Regions from separate parts of the Homo sapiens genome. Here region 2 is linked to region 1. The links are chromatin loops, found by intact Hi-C in ENCODE. Cell type or tissue: mammary epithelial cell. All regions are shown on one strand.

Region 1 (8,000 bases):
CATTGACTATTTACTATGTCTTTAGTGTGTGTGCGTCAATGCTCTAGGGAACAAAACAAAGTTGCTGACCACCTGGAGTTTATAGATGAGCCACGCAGGCTGATATGGTAGCCACAGGCCTCAAGTGGCCACTGAGCACTTGAATGGGGCTGGTCGGGACTGAGATATGCTGTGAGAGTAAAACACACACTGGATTTCAAAGACTTAGTTCAAAAAATGAATAAAAAATATCTCATTAACAATTATTTTATGTTGATTACATGTTAAAATGATAATATTATGGACATACTGGGTTTAATGAAACACTACTATTATAATAAATATAATAGTATTCATTTTCTTTTTACCTTCTTTTTTTTTTTTGAAATGAGGTCTCACTCTGTCATCCAGGCCGGAGTGCAGTGGTATGATCACGGCTCACTGCAGCCTTGACCTCCCTGAGATCAAGCGATCCTCCCACATAAGCCTCCTGAGTAGCTGGGACTACAGGTGTGTACCATCATGCCCAGCTAGTATAATTTTTGTATTTTTAGTAGAGATGGAGTTTCATCATGTTCCCCAGGCTGGTCTCGAACTCCTGAGCTCAAGCTCTCTGCCTGCCTTGGCCTCCCAAAGTTCTGGGATGACAGGAGTGAGCCACCACGCCTGACCTCTTTTTACTTTCTTAATATGACTCCTAGAAAATTTTAAATTTCCTGTGTGGCTTGCATTATATTTCTGTTGGGTAGCACTGTCCTAGAGGTGTATAAGCTAGTAAATAATACATATATTAATATAATACTTCATAGTGATGAATGCTTTGAAGAAAGTGAACAGGACAAGAAAATGGAGCCATATGGGAGGTGAGGGCTCTGGCAGTATTTCATAAGGGGCTTCCATGGAAGTCTTTTCTGAAGAGGTAATATTTGATTATCCAAAGATGCAAGGTCGGGCATGGTGGCTCATGCCGGTAATCCCAGCATTTCGGGAGGCCAAGGTGGGCAGATCACCTGAGATCATGAGTTCAAGACCAGCCTGGCCAATATGGCAAAACCCCGTCTCTACTGAAAATACAAAAACTAGCTGAACATGGTGGCACATGCCTGTAATCCCAGCTACTTGGGAGGCTGAGGCACGAGAATCGCTTGAACCTGGGAGGCGGAGGTTGCAGTGAGCCAAGATCACGCCACTCTGGCCAAAAAAAAAAAAAAAAAAAAAATGCAGATAAATCTTGATTCCTAGAGAAATTGCTTAGACTCTGTTTTTTCATTGTGTCACCAGCTAAAATAGTCAACGAATAATCATAGAGAAACTGAGGGGGTTAAAAAATGTGGAAATAGTTTGTACCTTCTTCTGTGATGGCCTGACAGGCTTACAAGCCAGGAATAATTATTTTTCTCTTGTAAACAGTCAGCAAATGTTCAGAGAACCATCTTATTTAGGCACAAGTAATAAAAATCTTACAAATAGATTTTTCCTTCCCTGTAGCTATTTGTAGCTACATTATCCGTTTTTATTTATTTCTGATAAAACAACACCCATGTCTGATGATGGAGGGGGGTGGGGAAACCATAAGCAGAACTTCATGTTCCTCAAGGGTCTAGCTTAATTCCAAACAATAATTGTGTTTCCTGTCTCAGCAGGATAAATGTACAGCACAGGAAATTCTGTATAGAGTGGGCAGAGGCACTTTTCAAATTTCCCATATGAAGAGTATGCTATTATTGGAGTAGGGTAATTTGAGCACCTCTCACAAGTATAGTATAAAAAGTTAAACCCAGATTAGAGAGTTCTGCCCAGGGGAAACGAAAGTAAACAAAAATTGAAGCAGTGAACTGTTGAAACTCTAAATGCCGTTGAACTTTGAGCATGAAGAAGCCCTCCAAACAGCCCGTGCACACAGTCAGAGAGCTGTTGTTAACTCAGATTCTATCATTTACAGGTGCCCCATGTTCATGACATGTTAATTAGGCTTGACAATAAACTCAGCATTTGTTTCATATTAGAACAATGAGATTTTATACATGACTCAAGGGCTATATTTAGTGAATTCAAATCCAATAAAATAAATTATTTCAATGCTTCTACATTCATATTTGGGAACCCTAAGTATACCACAGATCATATCATGCTGTTGACACCAAACCTCACGCACCAAAACCTTGAAATAGACCAGATAACCTAAACTGTGGGAATTAGGACTGTTCCTACCACTTAAGAAAGAGTTCTCCTGCGTTTGCTATATTTCCAGAACTTGGCTTTACATGAATCAAAGACATGAGATCTCTTCCCCCATTCTCCACTTACTCCCCAAATGAAAAGAAAATGAAAGAAAGGCCAAAGAGTATTTTCTTTATTTTCTAAAATTATTTCCAACTTTTCCTAGTGACTCTTAAAAATAGAAATGTGGCCAGTGGCTTACTGGTCGGATCCTGAGCCGATGATTCATTGCCATGAGACGTTATTTCGTGAGACATTCTCTAAGGGAATCCAGGGAAAGAATTCTGTCCTAGTCACTCACATATTATGCTTTTAAGAATGAGGTGTGGCCAGAGTTCTCAGAGATCCTTGAAGAGAAAATTATTTTCATTGTTTTTTCTGTTTGTTAGCACTTTAAAACTTAAAAACAGTTGGGATAATTCTACTCACTGTGTGGGGGACAGCATGGTGTGTTTGAAGACGTGCCCGGAAGAGCACAAAAAGTGACTCTTTCTCTCCCCCATACCACACACTCAAATATATGTCACCTCTCTATCTCACTCACGATTCACGCATCTGCAAAAGTTCACAGATAGCAAATTGGCTCTCCAATCAAAATAACAATGCCAGTAAAGAAACCTCAAAGGGTCCAGAAACAAACATTCAAACAACAGGGTCCTACGAAAATTTCATTAGAGAGGAAATAGGTCCTTAGAACAGAACAAAACTAAACAGAAACTCTGAAGGAAGATGAGAAAGAATACTATGAATGTGGTTAGCTAGAAAGCTATTCAACAGCTTCCTTGCTTCCCTAATATCCAGCTGCAGGAATATGCCAAGGGGAGAAAAAAAAATCTTTCTTAGTCCTACTAAACGTAGGAAAAGTGCTATTCTGACTCCAAAGCTGAGCTGTAGATGGCAGTGAGTGGGTGGGAAGGGAATGTGAGCCGTCCCTAACAACAACAGAAAGCCTTCTGCTAGTATCCGTTCCCAAACTATAAACACTCAGAGACTCCTCGCCAAGCACATAATAAAAATTTCACCTCCCCCCCCAACCATGGTTTCCTGTAGTTTGTACTATTCAAATGCAAATTGTGATGAATATCAGCGTGGACTCTCCAACTTAAAGAACTCTGATTTTTTTTTTCATAAGTATCCAAAGCTTCCCACTGAGAAGAAAGCATCATTTAGGAGATACTCAACTGGTTGAGAAATATATGTGCTTATTTTAGAATTGGCACAAGAATATGTAAAATGATCCACTGATAATGATCACCCTAAGGGATGTCACACCCAAACGCCTATTTTTGCAAACAGAAAAGGAACAAATACAGCATTCTTTACTGAAAACTCTAAAGGAGATCCTGCACCATAAATTACAGACCTAATCTAAGAGTCAAGCAATGTTTACTCTAAAAGGTGACATTCCGAAATTTTCCTACAATCGGATTAGATGGAAGAGCACATTGTCTTTCTTTCACTTGGGAAGTAAGCCCTACCATAATTCTCTTTTAAGGGATGAATCATAGAGCCCCCACATCTGACAATGGATTAAGTCATTTGTTTTGTTTCTGGGATATATTCTACCCTTCACTACAACTGGGATCTACAATTTGTTCTAACATTTTCTGGCAATTTCTGATTTGTTCAGACAAAGACCAGAAGCTTAAGTCCCACGGAATTAACTGGTTGGATTATTACCAAGGTGGAACAGAGCCAGAAGGTTGAGAACATACACATCGTGTGCTCTTGGGACATAATATCTGCCTTCGCAAGGATGGTATCATTTCTCAGCCTCTCACCCACCAGTTAGCTCAACGAACTGGAAATGTTTTTCTTTCCTTTCCCTTTTTTTTCCCTAATTTTTTAACAGCAGGAACAGAATAAACTGGTAATAAATCAGGCAAGCAATATTTTTTTTTTTGCTTCTTGGAACATACTAGAAAATAATAGTAACTTATTTGTTACAACACTTATATCTCTACATTAACCAACAAGCCAAAAAGAAGATGAAAGAAAAAATTAAGAAGAGACAAAGAGGGAGGAGGATGGGGAGGAAGAAAGAAGGAGGGAGGGAGGGACAGAGGGAAGGAGGGAGGGAGGGAAGAGGGAGGGAAGAAGAAAGGAAGGGAGGAAATTTTCTGATTCTAAAAAATCAGAAGTCACCAAAGTAGCTTTCATATTCAACTAATTGAAGAGTATGTTTAAATAATATTCCATTTGCCTAGTACTTCACAGTTTCACATACATCAGCAATTGGTTGCCTGATATCATTTATCATCTTTTATACTGGAGGAAACCAATGATTTCAAAGATTAAATAATTTAAGAATGATCATGTACCTAGTACAATATTGAGCCAAAATAAAACTTGGTATTTCAGTCTGCTATGGTTTGAGTGTTCGTCACCTCCAAAACTCTTGTTGAAACTTAATTGCCGATGTGGCAGTATTGAGGGGTTGGACCTTTAAGAGGTGATTAGGTCACAAGGGCTCTGTCCTCATGAATGAATTAATTCTTTCATGGATTAATGGGCTAATGGGTTGTTATGGGAGTGGAACTGGTGTCTTTATAAGAAGAGGAAGAGAGACCTGAGCTAGAATGCTCAGCCTTTGTGCCATGTGATCATGTGATGCCCTGTGCAGCCTTGCGGCTCTGCAGAGGCCCCATCAGCAAGAAGCCTCTCACCAGATGACTCTCCTCAACCAGCTTCTAGAACTGTAAGGAGTAAATTTTGTTTCTTATAAATCACCCAGTTTCAAGGATTGTGTTACAAGCAATGAATCAGACACAGTCTTAGTTAATAGTTAATAGTAATAGTTAATAGTTTTCATCATGACACTAGAGAGCTTTCATTTATTCTGGTTCTGCTACGATACTTACATTAATCTCACATTTTCACAGGTATTTCCCAGTTTTTATGAACCCTCTCCCAAAATTATTTTGTGAGAAATTAAAGCACTGCACAACGTTGCAGCCACTGAAATTGTTCATAGTACAGATCGCATCTGTAGATCCATCTCCTTCTGCTTTGCTCAGAAAACACATTGACTTGGGTGGTGGGCCTGTCTTCCTACCCGGTTTCTCTTTTTTTCTTTTCTTTTCTTTTTTTCTTGAGACAGGGTCTCACTCTGTTGCCCAGGCTGGAGTGCAGTGGTATAATCACAGCACACTACAGGCTCTATCTCTTGGGCTCAAGCAATCCTCCTGCCTCAGCCTTCCAAGTAGCTCATCTACAGGCATGCACCACCACACCTGGCTATTTTTTTTTTTTTATTTTTAGTAGGCACAAGGTCTCACTATGTTGCCCCAGGCTGGTCTCCAACTCTTGAACTCAAGAGATCTTCCTGCCTCAGCCTCCCAAAGTGTTGGGACTCTAGGCATTAGCCATCCTGCCCTGTCTTGCCCAGCATCTCTACCCAAAGGAAAGTACTCCTGCTTCATAGAAGTGCTTCTTAATGGGGGCAATTTTGCCCACCAGAAGACATTTGGCAACATCTAGAGACATTTTTCGTTACCACAACTATGGGGAAAGGAGAGAGGTACTACTGGTATCTTAGTGGGTAGAGACCAGGGAGGTTGCTAAACATCCTATAATGCACAGGGCAGCCTCACAACAGACAATCATCCAGCCCAGAGTATCAATGTTGCCAGGGATGAAAAAGCCCACTCCGTGGGAAGCCTGCTGAAGTCACATGACCCTGTGGGCTTACCCTCTTCTGACCCCACAGCAAGGAGGGGCATGAGACCTAAGCCTAGGCACCTGAGATTCCCCCTGCCCCAGGACTTTGCCAGAGATATCAGAGAAATTATTCTTTTATTTATTTATTTAGAGATCAAAACTTTAAGGCTGACGTAAATCTGGTCCCACCAGGCTGAAAATGAAGATAGGGAGAAGGAAACAGAATCGACAGGGAAGGAGAGAGATCTGAAGACTGAATCAGGCCCTACGTCTTAGGCTTTTGAGCTAAATGGGCCTCTAAATTTCATTTCTGTAGGGGGATTTGTTGTAGAAGTTTTTCTTAAATTACTCTCAGTTGACTTCCATGATTTTCAAGCAAGAGTCCTGGCTAACACTGAAGCTGATGAGTGAGTGTTATTATTATAAGAACACACTAACTACATCTAACTAATATTTTGAAAAGCCTATCATTCATCAATGTCAGCATTTCGGCTACTACTAATAACAAATAATAATGCGGCTCATAGGTCACAAGTAAAATCTCTTACATGTTACGTGTACTTTTTAAATAAGGGATTATCAGAATCACTACTTATTTGTTTGTTTTAGCTAAACAGGAAGGAGACAGACAAGGTTTTGTGGCTCATAGACCAAATCAAAGACCCAGTACTTGAAATAACTTGAGGAGTTACAGATGCCAATTTGATCCCAATATCAGATCCCAAATGACAAGGCAATCAATTGATAGACAACCTGACATTCCGTAGGAGATTTGCCTGAGTCTTTGACTCACCTTGGACAATTGAAGTCCAGGACTTTTTTGTTGTTGTTGTTTTTTTTTCAATAGTTTTGGGGGCACAGGTGGTATTTGGTTACATGTATAAGTTATTTAGTGGTAATGTCTGAGATTTTGGTGCACCCATCACCCGAGCAGTCTACACTGTACCCAATGTGTCTTTCACCCCTCACCCCCTCCCACCCTTCCCCCGGAGTCCCCAATGTCCATCACATCATTCTTATGCCTTTGCATCCTCATAGCTTAGCTCTCACTTATAACTGAAGACATACGATGTTTGGTTTCCCCTTTCTGAGTTATGAAATCCAGGAGTTTGTTTATAAGGGACCTCTTCCAGACGGCATTTCAAGGAATCTTCACTAGTATGGTAAGAGGCACATTAAACTCAACATGTCCAGGAGGGTCAGGACAGGCTCTCTCTGAGTTGAGATGAAGCTGAGAGGCAGGGGAGACTGAGGCAGTGAGGGAATTCAGGTGGACAGCATACCAGAGAGCAAAATACTGCAGAGAGAGAGCTCCAGAGATCGGCAAAGGGCCCACCAGAGGTCTTCAGCTGAGCTCTGATTGGCACACACTAGCAACACCTACCTGAGGTTGTGCAAAGACCTGGATCCAGCTCTTTTTTTTTTTTCAGTTATTTATTATTTAACAAATTTTTATTATTTCTCATGATTCTGTGGGCTTCCTGGGCAACTCTGCTTCACAACAATGAACTCTGTCATATTTTCTTGAATTAGAGCATTGGATTAGAGGAACTAGTATTGGAGCTCACGCAGGCAGCCTGGACAATCTCACAATTCACAAGGCACTGGGCAGAGCCCTCAGAAGCATCTTGCCTCAGTAGTGGAGAATAATTAGCTCTGGACTAAACACTGCTCTGATCCCACTTAACACATCTTACACCCTAAAAGGATCAAACTATTTCCAAGGAACTTAACTGCATCCCAGAACAGAACTTGAGATAATTCACAGAAACATAATATCCTGCACCCAACAAAGTAAAATACATTCCTGGCAAACAATTTTTTATTAAAAATTATAATTTTTTAATAGACACAGGATCTAGCTATGTTGTCCAGGCTGTTCTCAAACTCCTAGCCTCAAGCCATCCTCCTGCCTCAGCCTCCCAAAGTGCTGGGATTATAGGCATGAGCCACCGTACCTGGCTGGCAAACAGTTCTTTAAAAATTACAAGACAATTGGCCTGGCGCGGTGGCTCACGCCGATAATCCCAGTACTTTGGGAGGCCGAGGCGGGTGGATCACAAAGTCAGGAGATTGAGACCATCCTGGCTAACATGGTGAAATCTCACCTCGACTAAAAATACAAAAAAAATTAGCTGGGC
Region 2 (8,000 bases), 210 kb after region 1:
GGGCTCAAGTGATCCTCACACCTTGGCCTCCCAAAGTGCTGGGATTACAGGTGTGAGTCACTTCACCTGGCCTGGTTTGATCAGTATAAGTCTATTATGCTCAATAAGAATTTCAAAGTTCACTGAACTTTTTCATACAATAAAATCATTTACACTTTTCTCTTGGGATTTACATGGAGTTCACTTTAAAATGACAGACTTCGGTTCTTTTCATCATACACAGAATGGAAAGCTTAATTAAATTTATACTGGTCATAGCTTTTGCCTGTGTCCTTCAGTGTTTAGAAACTGTATAATAAAGACAAGTTTTAATGAACAATATAAGTTCTGTGTACTTCAATTTCAGTTGTGTCTCAAAGATCATTTTTCTTTCTCATTAAAATTGCACTGCAATATTCTATATAGTGTGTGCCACATTAAAAAATATGTGTGTGTGTATGTATAAAAACTGAGACTTTAGGCCAGGCGCGGTGGCTCATGCCTGTAATCCTAGCATTTTGGGAGGCCAAGGTGGGTGGATTACGAGGTCAGGAGTTCAAGACCAGCCTGGCCAAGATGGTGCAACCCTGTCTCTACTAAAAATAAAAAAATTAGCCGGGCACGGTGGCAGGTGCCTGTAATCCCAGCTATTCGGGAGGCTGAGGCAGGAGAATCACTTGAACCCAGGGGGTGGAGGTTGAAGTGAGCCAAGATTGCCCCACTGCACTCCAGCCTGGGCGATAAAGTGAGACTCCGTCTCAAAAAAAAAAAAAAGCCTTTAATTTTTATTTTTTTTTTACTTTCTCTTTTGAAGGAGGAAGAGATAAATCATAAGGACAGAACTGATATTAAAGATTTGGTCTGAAAAAGGAAGCCTCCAGGGAATGTTATGAAGAGTCCATGTGGGTAAAACTTATTTGTGCTTTCTATTTCATCATGAATGATTATTCAGATTCAGAATGAGAGCATTAAAGAACTGTGAATTCTCCATGAAAAATGATAGTTTTTTCTACTTGTGGTTTAGTTTATTGATATTCAATCTTGTTTCATAAAAAAGGATGTTTACCATATTAAACATGTTTAAAGATGGAAAACTATTCCTTACATATTAAAAGAGTACAAGAAATATTTATGTATACATATAAATATATAGTAAGACATATTTAAAATATGTAAAGATGAAACAAAACCTTTATTTGTAGATAGCTGAGTAACTAGAAAATATAATTGGCCGGGCGCGGTGGCTCACGCCTGAAATCCCAGCACTTTGAGAGGCGGAGGCAGGTGGATCACCTGAGGTCAGGAGTTTGAGACCAGCCTGACCAATATGATGAAACCCTGTGTCTACTAAAAATGCAAAAATTAGCCGGGCATGGTGGCGGGCACCTGTAATCCCAGCTACTTTTCTTTTTTTTTTTTTAATTTGAGATGGAGTCTCACACTGTCGCCAGGCTGGAGTGCAGTGGCGCGAGCTCAGCTCACTGCAACCTCCGCCCTCCGAGTTCAAGCGATTCTCCTGCCTCAGCCTCCCGAGTACTGGGATTACAGGTGCCTGCCACTGCACTCGGCTAATTTTTTGTATTTTTAGTAGAGACGGGGTTTCACCTTCTTGGCCAGCCTGGTTTTGAACTCCTGACCTCGTGATCCACCTGCCTCGGCCTCCCAAAGTGCTGGGATTACAGGTGTGAGCCACTGCACCCGGCCAATCCCAGCTACTTATGAGGCTGAGACAGGAGAATCGCTTGAATCCAGGAGGCGGAGATTGCAGTGAGCTGAGATCGTGCCATTGCACTCCAGCCTGGGCAACAAGAGCGAAACTCCATCTCAAAAAAAAAAAAAAAAAGAAGAAAATATAATTAAGCCAAATACATATTCTCCCAAGCATTATGATTAAACCTAATTTGCTGTTTGTTTTGTTGTGCTTGGTTTTTTTGTTAGTTTATAGTTTGCTTATTCACTGCTGTTTTTAAAGATAGTAACTATGAGTCCTTCAGCTGGTGAATAAAATCCTCCAAGTTTTAACATTTTACAATTGAATTATATAAACATTGAAAATTGGGTTGAAATAAATCTAGTTGTTCAAGAGCGTATGTTGTATTTTCTAGCTGACCTGACCTGGCTAGGGAACCACTGCATGTTTGTGTTGTAACAACAGAGTTGGCTCATAGATTTTTAAGGAAGTATAAATGGGCAAAAATAAAAGTGCTGGCCTTGATCAATGTCACACACCTCTTTTTCAATGGATTCCAACTTTCTGTTCAGTCTCAATCTGTAATGAGACTCTGACTTTCACCTATACTCGTGAGATTAGAAAAAAATTCTGCCTCTGGGACAGAGGTCAGAGAGCTAATCCCAGCCTCTGTGTGATCTTGGCAGGTTAGTTTACATTTCTGTTCCTCAGTCTCTTCCTCTGTAAAATCGGGATCCTAATAGCACGTATACCATAAGGCTCTAGGAAGGATTAACTGAGTTAATACATGTAAAACTCTTGGGAGAGTGCTTGGGACATGGTGAGGGCTTAAGAAAAATATCTGCCATTATTAGGACGTGAGTTGCTGACAACTTTTCCCCCTCCCCAAAATGGCTACTGCTCTGTAAATAAGAGATAAGAAAACTCCGCTGGAGAGGGAGGGATTTGTAACCCTCTCCCTGTCGGGGGAGAAAATCACTTACTAAAGAACAAAGTTTTCTTTTATATGTCTTGAAAATGAAAACGTTCACAAAAGACAAGTATTCTGCCTAGTGAAAATGCCAGTTAGGGAGAGAAAACGCTGACTCCTCCCAGCTCGCAGCACGAGGAGGAGGAGGAGGGCAGAGCCAAGGGGACTTTAAGCTGAGTAATAGGCAGTATCCCTCGTGAACGCCACCCTCCGTCCTTCTCCTCAGGATTGGAAACCTCCGTAACAGACAGTTCAAGGTCTCCTAGGTATTTTACAAAAATCGTTTGAGAAAGACTTCCCGGGATCATCAATTTTTAACCAGTGCTTACCAGGCATATTCTAAATTAGTGAGACCTAAACCCTGCCTAAGGATTTGTCATGAAGCTCCTGTGATATTTTTTCCTACTGGTGTTAGTAATAACCACCCATTGTGTGAATTACACCATGTGAATTACACAAAAATAATGAGATTTTTTAAAAATAATTTTTTCCCTAAATGTTAGAAAACCCCACCCTATATCATTGTTTAAAAAAAAAGCTGAAAAATACACACATATACAAAGGGAATTAAAAATCACTGGTGATCATTAGTAACATCTTAGTGGATGAGAAAGGTTTTTCTTTTCTTTTTTTTTTAAGTTCCTCAATTGTGTTGCAGAATTTGGGATTTTTTTGCTGCGGGGGAGGAGTATTGGGATAAAATACTACCAGAATAAATTCAAGGAGAAAAAGAGGAAGCCATTTTACACTAATACCAGACTCTAGACCACTTCCTTCTCAAACAGGCACATCCCCTGTTGTGAAAACAGACCAGGAGCTTCAAGGTAGGGAGTGGAAATAGACTTGAATATTCCTTGTGAATTCTAGGAGCTAAAAGCTCAGGTTTAATGCAAAACCAAAGGACATAAGCTCACAGAGTCCTGGTATACAGAAGGGAACATTCAGATCCGGTTTGTAAGGGGCAAGCTCAGCACTCTTGCCAGGGGCCCTGGATTTAAGCATGGACTTTGCAATGTACTAATTTTGTGACCTTCGGAAGGTCATGGTCTCTCTGAGCCACCGTTGTCTAATCTGTGAAATGGGACATTCAACTTCCCCTCTGTACCTTGCAGTGTCATTTTAAGATAATGTATCTGTAAAATCCTTTTAACAGAACAATGCAAACATAAGGTGTTACGTTAAGGAGGCACAATTCCAAGCTTTTCTGTATTGTTTGGATCAAAACATTGTTTCCTTGTCTACATTATTTATCTACATGGACTTACAGTTGTTTGTGAAGATGAAATAAGCAGCTTCCACTGATGGCCTAACCAGAAACTTCAGTGGTTTGACTCTTAGTGAATTTGCCTCAACGTACGTTTTTTAAAAAGTACCTAGAAATAGTCTCACCAGGAAAGAAACAGAATGAAGCTGTCCCTAGGTTAAAACCACCTCACTCACAGTTTATTCCTGAAACAAACATTTGTTGACTGTGTTTTTGACATGGTTTACTGGCCTAAGCTCACAAACTTTCCATAAATGCATCAAGAAGTCAGTATTTCCTAGCCAAACACATTCTCATCTGTATCCCATCTCTGGCCAAATTCCGTAGGGATCTGGCTGTAAATAAGTAATGCCTCCTAGGAGCACGGTTCTGCCTATCTGCGGGCCCACGCCCTTTTGCTGTTCGACTTGAAACTTGGAGGCAGTCCAGGGATATGGCTAAATAATTACTGAGCCAGAACCAGTTAATCACAGGCCCTCCAGAGGTGGGGACCAGGCCCCTGTGCTCTGCACCCTGCGGGGGCAATGGAGGCACTTCAGAGTTTACCATCCTGGTAGGACCTAAGCCTTCGGGGCATCACGAGTCTGTTAAATTACTCCAGTCTTGAGCTAATTTGGTGCAGGCTCCCTGGATTTAGGCCCCAGTGAGTAGTTGGCTTTTCTGTTTTTGGCACAGGTAAGAAAGGAGGAGGGGAAAAAAATGGTGTAAGCAAGTTTCAAAATCTTAGATCATTTCATGAATGACTCAGTGTTTCCTTCTGGAAAAGTGCAAATAATTGGCTTTCATTAATAACTTAGCTTTGAAAAAAATTCCTAAATAGTGAGCAACCTTTCATGCTATCTGAACACTGCCATCCTCCAATCTTCAATTTTATAGCTTCCAGAGGAATTTCATTCACTTGATAACGTGTGCTTGTTGAAAAATAAACTGTCACCTACTTCCTCCTTGAGGCTTCCTGTTCTTTCTGAGAAAAGCATTGAGATTGTCTTTCTTTTTCTCTCTCTTTTGTTTTCCTATGTAAAAATATTCAGCCAGGCACAGCGGCTCATGCCTATAATCCCAGCACTTTGAGAGGCTGAGGCAGGCAGATCACTTGAAGTCAGGAGTTCGAGACCAGCCTGGCCAACATGGTGAAACCCGTCTCTACCAAAAATACAAAAAATTAGCTGGGTGTGGTGGCGCATGCCTGTAATCCCAGCTACTCAGGAGACTGAGGCAGGAGAATTGCTTGAACCCAGGAGGCGGAGGTTGCAGTGAGCTGGGATCCTGCCACTGAACTCCAGCCAGGGCGACAGAGCAAGACTCCATCTCAAAAAAAAAAAATAAAAATTCAGGCCAGGCGCAGTGGCTCACAGCCTGTATTCCCAGCACTTTGGGAGGCCGAGACTGGCAGATCACTTGAGGTCAGGAGTTCAAGACCAGCCTGGCCCTCATGGTGAAACCCTGTCTCTAATAAAAATACAAAAATTAGCCGAGCGTGGTGGTGGGCGCTTGTAGTCCCAGCTACTCCGGGAGGCAAGGGAATCGCCTGAATTCGGGAGGTCGAGATTTCAGTGAGCCGAAATTGTGCCATTGCTCTCCAAAAATAAAATAAAAAATAATAAAATAGGCCGAGTGCGGTGGCTCACGCCTGTAATCCCAGCACTTTGAGAGGCCAAGGCAGGTGGATCACAAGGTCAGCAGTTCGAGACCAGTCTGGCCAACATGGTGAAACCCCATCTCTACTAAAAATACAAGAATTAGCTGGGTGTGGTGGTGCACGCCTGTAATCCCAGCTACTCAGGAGGCTGAAGCAGGAGAATCGCTAGAACCCAGGAGGTGGAGGTTGTGGTGAGCCGAGATTGTGCCACTGCACTCCAGTCTGGGCAACTGAGCAAGACTCCGTCTCAAATAAAAAAAAATTAAATTAAAAAAATAAAAATAGTAAACATATAGAGTTATTATTCTTCTTCGAAAACTAATTATATGGCCGGGCACGGTGGCTCACGCCTGTAATCCCAGGACTTTGGGAGGCCGAGGCGGGCGGATCACGAGGTCAGGAGATCAAGACCATCCTGGCTAACACGGTGAAACCCCGTCTCTACTAAAAATACAAAAAATTAGCCAGGCGAGGTGGTGAGCACCTGTAGTCCCAGCTACTCGGGAGGCTGAGGCAGGAGAATGGCGTGAACCTGGGAGGCGGAGCTTGCAGTGAGCCGACATCGCACCACTGCACTGCAGCCTGGGTGACAGAGCAAGACTCCATCTCAAAAAAAAAAAAAAAAAAAAAGAAAACTAATTATATGTAGCACAAAAGGAAATAGCCTATTTCTTCATAGAATGAGAATGTTATACTATATATTTCTTTAGCTAGAAATACATACATAAATATATTTCAAATATCTTTAATTCATTTGAGCACATTTCAGTTTTAGAATTTTTTTTTTTAAAAAACCTCTATTTGTCTCTCTCTTTCTCTGCACATAAAACAACCCCTAAGTTTTCATACAGAAGACATCCATTCTTTCAGCATTGCTATAAACTCTGAAGATGTCTCAAATGACTCATTAATGGAATAAAGTGGAATAAAGTGTTTCTCATGTTAAAGATATGCAAATGGAACTTAATCAAGTGAAGGGAGACTCCGTAATTCAGTAAATAAAGCTGAGAATGTTACTGTGGTCACCCTGAACTCTATTTGCATGCAAGCTTATCTTATTTTTAAAGCAGAAGGGAAAAAAAAGAGGAGGAAGAAAAAAACATCCCAACGTTCACCACACGTTGTTCTCAAAATAAAAATCTCATAAGGTGAAACAGTTAACAAAGCAAAAACTGCTTAGTATGGATGAATCCAAAATACATTGAAATTATTTTCTAGACAGCAAGCATACGACCTGCCTCAGGTCCTCTTATGGAGAAAATTGCACAATCAAACTTTTTGCCATTCATGTCTGTTGTATTAGGTCAGGACTGATTATTTATTTATTTATTTATTTTTTGAGACGGAGTGTGGCTCTGTCACCCAGGCTGGAGTGCAGTGGTGCGATCTCGGCTCACTGCAAGTTCCGCCTCCCGGGTTCACGCCATTTTCCTGTCTCAGCCTCCCGAGTAGCTGGGACTACAGGCGCCTGCCACTATGCCCAGCTAATCTTATTATTTTTAGTATAGACCGGGTTTCACCGCGTTAGCCAGGATGGTCTCGATCTCCTGACCTCGTGATCCGCCTGCCTTGGCCTCCCAAAGTGCTGGGAGTATAGGCATGAGCCACCATGCCCTGCCTATTTATTTATTTATTTATTTATTTTGAGATGGAGTCTCACTCTGTCACCCACGCTGGAGTGCAGTGGCCAGATCTCGGCTCACTGCAACCTCTGCCTCCTGGATTCAAGCGATTCTTCTGCCTCAACCTCCTGAGTAGCTGGGATTACAGGCGTGTAGCACAACACCCTGCCAATTTCTTGTGTGTCTTTAGTAGAGATGGGGTTTTGCCATGTTGGCCTGGCTGGTCTCGAACTCCTGACCTCAAGTGATCTGCCCCCCCCCCCCACCTCCTCAGTCGCCCAAAGTGCTGGGACTACAGGCGTGAGCCACCGTGACCAGCCAGGCCAGAACTGATTGTTACTACTCTGGCTTCAGGAGTCAGCCCTGCTTGGGTTGTTGGGCTAATCACAGCGTGGGTCCCTGGCTATTTCCTCAAACCAGACATATAGTTGGATTGAAACAGAATAGAGGGCCAGGCGCAGTGGCTCAACGCCTGTAATCCCAGCACTTTGGGAGGCTGAGACAGGTGGATCACTTGAGGTCAGGAGTTTGAGACCAACCTGGCCAACATGGCAAAACCTTGTCTTTACTAAAAATACAAAAATTAGCGGGGCGTGGTGGCGGGCGCCTGTAATCCCAGCTACTCAGGAGGTTGAGGCAGGAGAACCGTTTGAATCTGGGAGGCAGAGGTGGTAGTGAGCCGAGATTGCACCATTGCACTCCAGCCTGGGCAACAAGGGCAAGATTCCATCTCAAAAAAAAAAAAAAAGAAAGAAAAAAGAAAAAGAAATAGAATAGAGATAGACAAAGAAGAGAGGCACCCCATGTTAGATTCTCACACTGGATATCAAATTACC

What was found. Hi-C counts contacts between places; a loop is a spot of excess contacts. Peaks named below come from ENCODE experiments on the same cell type or tissue, not always from the same donor. Only the 100,000 strongest peaks of a DNase experiment are listed, where the experiment ranks them.
Region 2: a loop joins it to region 1, with 7 times the contacts of the local background. A loop is called at or near these places in 8 of 110 quality-filtered maps.

The regions. Positions count from the first base shown.
Region 1 is chr20:53,824,016-53,832,015 of GRCh38, reverse strand. No RefSeq gene overlaps it. Among named protein-coding and RNA genes, the nearest start is that of BCAS1-AS1, 87 kb to the left of the region's middle. RefSeq lists a cis regulatory region at 1,837-1,850 and enhancers at 1,772-1,916, 3,183-3,292. In mammary epithelial cell, a CTCF peak has its summit at 3,104 (motif pointing right); DNase peaks (open chromatin) are centred at 2,455, 3,165 and 3,845; H3K4me3 peaks cover 548 bases; H3K27ac peaks cover 4,158 bases.
Region 2 is chr20:53,618,325-53,626,324 of GRCh38, reverse strand. The region is part of intron 2 of LOC105372672 (a long non-coding RNA gene); the gene reads right to left. Among named protein-coding and RNA genes, the nearest start is that of ZNF217, 28 kb to the right of the region's middle. RefSeq lists an enhancer at 4,016-4,780. In mammary epithelial cell, no CTCF peak of the experiment used is centred here; DNase peaks (open chromatin) are centred at 2,814 and 4,604; H3K27ac peaks cover 3,372 bases.